Regions from separate parts of the Homo sapiens genome. Here region 2 is linked to region 1. A link is a loop called in an ENCODE intact Hi-C map of the cell type or tissue named here. Cell type or tissue: Caco-2. All regions are shown on one strand. Links, peaks and the distances in the headings refer to the core of each region. The heading gives the core; the rest is flanking DNA. Region 1 has its middle 210 kb from the start of ZPLD1. Region 2 overlaps LOC105374016 (a long non-coding RNA gene).

Evidence for each region. Hi-C counts contacts between places; a loop is a spot of excess contacts. Peaks named below come from ENCODE experiments on the same cell type or tissue, not always from the same donor. Only the 100,000 strongest peaks of a DNase experiment are listed, where the experiment ranks them.
Region 2: it touches region 1 in a loop (9-fold over the local background); 16 of 110 quality-filtered maps call a loop at or near these places.

The regions. Positions count from the first base shown.
Region 1 is chr3:102,228,021-102,230,938 of GRCh38, reverse strand. No RefSeq gene overlaps it. Among named protein-coding and RNA genes, the nearest start is that of ZPLD1, 210 kb to the left of the region's middle. In Caco-2, for the core only: a CTCF peak has its summit at 1,697 (motif pointing left); a DNase peak (open chromatin) is centred at 1,698.
Region 2 is chr3:102,672,365-102,675,282 of GRCh38, reverse strand. It overlaps LOC105374016 (a long non-coding RNA gene), which reads left to right. Exons shown (of 14, transcript XR_001740824.2): 5 at 155-317; 6 at 1,297-1,529. Among named protein-coding and RNA genes, the nearest start is that of ZPLD1, 240 kb to the right of the region's middle. In Caco-2, for the core only: a CTCF peak has its summit at 1,592 (motif pointing left); a DNase peak (open chromatin) is centred at 1,562; H3K4me3 peaks cover 286 bases.

The DNA.
Region 1 (2,918 bases), core at 323-2,822:
CATGTCCAAGGTTACACAATTAGTGAACTAGGGTAGCTAGAATCAACCAGTTCAGTCTGATTTCTAAACCCATCACCTTACCACTACTCCTACCTAATCTTAACTGAGAAACTCAAATTCAAGGGGTAATTGTCAGTGCGGCCAAAAGGACTCAAAGTCACAGGATAAACATGTTGCATTTTCCTGGAGCAATTTTACTCAATGTCAAAGCAATTAAATGCGTTTTAATATATTAAAACAAGCATAAATACATGTTAGTAGAATGCAAATCTCACAAACATTTTTGAAATAAAATAGAAGGCACCACAAAATTCTCTCTTTGTGAGGCTGGACTGATTCAGGCTTTGTCTCAGACCCTGCCTGGCTCCTTTCCTTCCCTTCTCACTCCCAGGAGTATTTATTTGGTGCTGCACTTTATTAAAAAGCTGGGATGCACCAGGCATGGTGGCTCATGCCTGTAATTCCAGCACTTTGGTAGGCTGAGGTGGGAGGATCACTGTAGGCCAGGACTTTGAGATCAGCCTGAGCAACGTAGTGAGACCCTGTCTCTATAAAAATTGTAAAAATCAGCTGGGTGAGGTGCCATGCACCTGTAGTCCCAGCTACTCAGGAGGCTGAGAGAAGAGGCTCACTTTAGTTCACTTTAGTCAAGATTGCATCAGCTAGGATCACACCACTGCAATACAGCCTGAGTGACAGAGTGAGATCCTGCCTCAAAAAAAAAAAAAAAAAAGAAGAAGTAGAAAAAGAAGAAAGACAGAATACTCAGATGTGACCCAGAGAATTGTCCACATTAGGAGATACATTTTAGGGGCAGAGGGGCATGGGCAAGACATGGCCATGGTTTCTTAGGTAAGCTGTTCACGTTCTTAGAACTATTCTCCCCAAGCAGGAGACGAACAATTGAATACTGCATAGAAGAATCCTAGGCAAGGTAAAACTCAATAGAAAACAGAGTTAGAGAATCCAAAGCTGGAAGGGTACCAAGAACTTCCCCTTCAGGTTCCAGATTCAGGATCTGCTGGGCAGTAAAGAAGAGAAAGGAAAGAGAAGCAGAATGATAGTGTGGGGGAGGGAGAGGGAGTTATTTGGGATACTAGTTAGTGTTTAAATGTCTTACCAATTGTGGATGACCACCTGAATTTAGTCTTGGTCAATATTCCTATATCATTGTCGTTGGTTGCCTAAACCAGCATCTAAATCTTTTTCCTATTTAATGAATTTCTCACCATATGAATCTTGATAGGAGGCAGAAATGAATCCCACCTGAGAAGCTGGAAATGCCAGCCCCTGGAATATATGGCCTAAGCGCTGCTGATCAAACACACCTGCACAGAGGCAGCTGTTATCCTTTCTGCTCCTGTTAGGACTGCCTCAGCACTTGGGGCTGACCTGGGCGGAAAATGAAGCCCATCAGTTGATCCAGCTGTAAAAAGCTAAAATATGCCAAAATCAAGGAAAAATAGGGACAGCTATTTGATGATGATAGTTGAATGGAATTTTTGTATAAAATCAAAAGGTCTTAGAAACAGCCATGAGCCACAAACCAGTGTTTTCCACTAAGGTATGAAATCCATAAATTTTGGCTTGGTCTTACCTAATGACAGATCGGCTTCCCTCTTAGCTTCTCAACAGTCAACATGATTAACAGCCCAAGATGGTTTCTTTTTTCTGTGCTCCTCTACCGCCATCTCGTGGACAGAAAGTCAGCTGCAACTCTGGCTTCCCTGCGATCCACAAACAACAGTACAAGCTTTTCCCTGAGTCTGTAACTGCAGGTCTGTTAAGGCTTTTGCGGCTGAAAAACATATGGGGCAAAGTATCCATTTAGCTGCAGCAAACCAATATCTTGAGGTATCCATTCTGCCCAGGGCTAGAATTGCACATTCTGAACAGGTTAGTTTAGCGATAACTGGTAACATTGGTTTTGTATTTATAATGTTTCTTATTGAAAAGTCTACCTTTAGAATATTTTGATCTTGCCAGTAATTTTTGCTGCATTGCAGCACAATATAATATAGAGCACAAATAATTGACACAAGAAAATAGAAGCTCCTGGTAAAAAAAAAAAAAAAAAAAAAATTCGTGTGGCTCCTAATGCCCTGTGCGTTCTAACTTGCACGGAGGTCAAACATGGCACACAGATGTGGCAATGGAGAATCAAAGAATTTTGAGCTTAGGAAATCTTAATGACCATCTGATAAAGGTAAAAATGAAGCAGAGCAAAGTACCTACAGGATATATTGTCGAAGGAACTTATTTTCAGGCCAGACGCACCGGTGCATATTACGTGTAGTTGATACTGCCGCTCTATCTCCTCTCCTTTCTCTCAAGGTCATTTCACCTGCCTATCCGGCCCTTTTCTCCTCTAAATTTACTGTGGTCTTTTTCATTGGCAAAATTTACCTTCTCCAATAAGAAATTTATTAAAACATGGAATCACAGAATGTTAGAGAAAAATATTTTTCAGAACCTCTAATTCTAGTTTTGTATGAACAGGATCTAGGTATTTTCAATCACTTGCCTGTAACAGTCACAAAAGCAGCTAGTTACACAGCCACCGGGTGACAGCTTAATGCAAATCTGGAACACTCTGAAAAAAAAAAAAAAAAGGAAGGGCCATTGTAGGGTAAAGGCAACCATATGTAGCCATGTGCGTAGGACATACCCATGTCTTGATTCGGGAGAAAATCATTTTAAGGAGCAATAGATGTCAGCCATTTTTTTTCCTTCACTTTTTTTCTACATGTCAGTTTCCACCATGGAGAAATGCCTTCGGGGAGCTGGCATCAATGCATGCAATAGCCCATTATGGCAGGTATTATCACTGGGGAAAACTACAGAGTGTTTGTCCATCTGAACACATGCAAAGGAAACATTTTGAATCCCATGCTGCCCAAGCAGACTACTTCTGAAGG
Region 2 (2,918 bases), core at 195-2,694, 440 kb before region 1:
GGAAAATATTATTGAAATGTAATTTGTGTTTATTTGTCTCCTTCAAGGAAAACTATTTGCTTATGAATTACCAGTGCAGGATAAAGTAAATAATTTACAGAAAATTACAAAGTAGAATTTAACATATGAAATTCCTTTTTAAAAATGTTCCAAGGCAAGAAGAACCAGGGAGCTGACATGTTCCTAGATCCAGGAGCCACCCAGTGGATTGACGATTCTTATCATAATAAGACTTCCTTGAACCATCCCCCACCCAACCCTTTTCCAGAAAGAGTTGAAGACAAATCTACAGTGAATAGGAGGCTGAGGCCACCACAGTGAGTTCCAAGAGTATGCACCACAGTGCCCCCTCTTATTCAATCCCAATCATTGCTAAGCAACTAACTGGTTGTCAGTGGTGGCAGAGATAAAAAGCCCATTCTGCTTCGAGAAGAATCCCTTGGCAGAAGTTACTGTTCCCAAGCTCAAAAAATAAATCAGGAAATCTATATCTAACATATTAGAGAAGTATTAAACTTGATTTTTTTCTGCTAAATGAGAGAAGAAAGATGAGGGAAATACCCAACTAAAAAATATATAATAATGCAGTTTTAGGTTGACAATGAAGAACAATGAAGAGGTGCAAACAGAATCCAAACCTAGCTTATAATCTGCTTTGAAATGTTTAAATACAAGAGGTTATATTCCTGGAAAAAAAGCTAAAGTGTGAATTCTGGAACAAGGGTACCAGTCAATATCGATAGCAAGGTCTTCTGCACAACTGCAGTGGCTGGGGCGGGCAGAAGGGAAAGGGAACAGCGAGGGAAGGGTAGGACTGCCTTCGCCGTATGGATGCCATGCCCTTGGTGAGAGCAAGATTTGAATTCATTTAACCCGTTTGCTTCACAGTATTCTCCATTCCTCTACTTTTTCGGAGTAAGAATTTAAGAGATCCTCTTTTTAATAAAATAGATTTTTACAAAATGTAAAGTTCTTCTCTCACTTACCAACTTTAAAAATCTCTAAGGAGGACTTTAGAAACTGAAGATCAATTCCTGATACCTCCATGTGAATAGCTTTGTAACTCAATGTGGTTTTTCGTTTTCTTGTTTTTTTTTTTTCCTGAAAACAAAATTCATGTCTTGAAAAGGAACACCAAAATTCCAACTCCACAACCTTTGGGAAGTCCCCCATGAGCTGCTTGTTCACGGATTAGCACCTAGCTGCAGCTGAGAGAGATTCTCACATGCAGGAGAATCAGACTTGTGTCCTGGACTTAGCAAAGCATGATCACACTCTTTGTCCTTATCTACCCAGCCACAGCTTCCAGTGCAAGTGTCCTTGTGCCCTGGTGCCTGATATCCAGCTCCGGCAGCCTAGAAAATCAGTTAGGCTTTTCAGTCACAGCACCCTCTGTGACAAACGTGTGGAGCACCGCACGACTTCTTCAACCAGCTGGTTTTTCTGGCATTCGAATAAAAGTAAAAATAGAAAACAAAGAGGGAGAAGAAAAGTGACAAGCTGAAACCTGCGAAGAGAAAGAGGACAAGGTACAGAAAATTGGCTCCAGGACGCCAGGGAGGGGGCGGGGTATGATGGGCTGCTACTGCCATCTAGTGGCTGCATGACACTCGGTGAAAACTAATAAATCAGGCTCCAAGGGGCTTTGATTTATTTTTTCAGTTCCAGGCGAAAAGAAAATGTCTTCATAAATGAGCTGGGACAGTGGTGAGGAGATTTTTTTTTTTTTTTTGGCCCTAGTCAATGACTTCCACTTCGTTTGGTAAACTGGGGAAAGATAGAGGAAACCTTACCAGAGCTGCCTTAACAAGTGTGTCCCTCTGCTTTTCTATTTGAGACTTCAGCAGACACCTTCTTCAAACGACGGTTTCCCCTCACGCCTAGGTTGCCGATTAGGACAGAAATAATCATGATAAAATAAGTATTCCTCCAGTTAAATTTGAATTTCAGATAAACAACTAATAGATATTTTAGTATAAGTATGTCCCATACCATATTTAGAGCATATCTACACTAAAAAACATTTATTATGTATCTGAAATTCAAATTTGTGGCCATTTGTATTTTATATGATAACCCTACCTCATCCCCCAGTAAAGATAATATTTAGCTAAAAATTTTGATAGTAAGTTTATTTTAGGACTGACCTGAAATATGGCTGTCCATGAGAAAAATATATTGCTTGCATCATTTCTGCTCACGACTATTATTACAGATGTTGGTATGAATAAACATCTTAAAAGGGATAATTCATAATAAAGGTAATATCTTAGACATTGAATTAAGTCCATTTTAATCTTTCATACTGAATTCCCGTTTGTTCTATGACATATATATCCGAGTTGGAAGCTTGTGGGAGGCAGATAGGTTTGAAGATCTAGTCACTAAAATGTACTTCAAATTAATAACCACTTATTGATTAGAAACCTGTATAAATGTGTTAACAGGACCTGAATGTTATTGGCTCAGAGCTTACGTTTAGGGGCACAAACTATTATGAAATGTGTATAAAAAGGACTCCTGTCTCAGAAAGACTCTCTCTTCTCGCCAGGGAAACAAGAGTCTAAAAAAAGACCCAAGCGTCTTAGCAGCTTTATTTTTCACCTTTAATACACTTGACAATTTGACAGATTGAATTTTGCTTTTTAGATTTTGACTTTTAATGAGAACATTCCTTTTATTTCACTTGGCTGAAGGACAAGATTTAAACACCCACTGAACAAGGATAGCTTATTAACTGCCACAAAGGTGCTGTGGCTTGAATGATCATGTGTATTTAGGACAACCTATTCAATTGATGGATGAGGCTAAATCTTCCAGAATTTACTGCAAACATGTCTTAGATGTGGTACAATCATGGCCATTTTTCATGACTTGTGTGAGTCATTAATTATAATGGAAGAGCTCCCTAAAAGGGA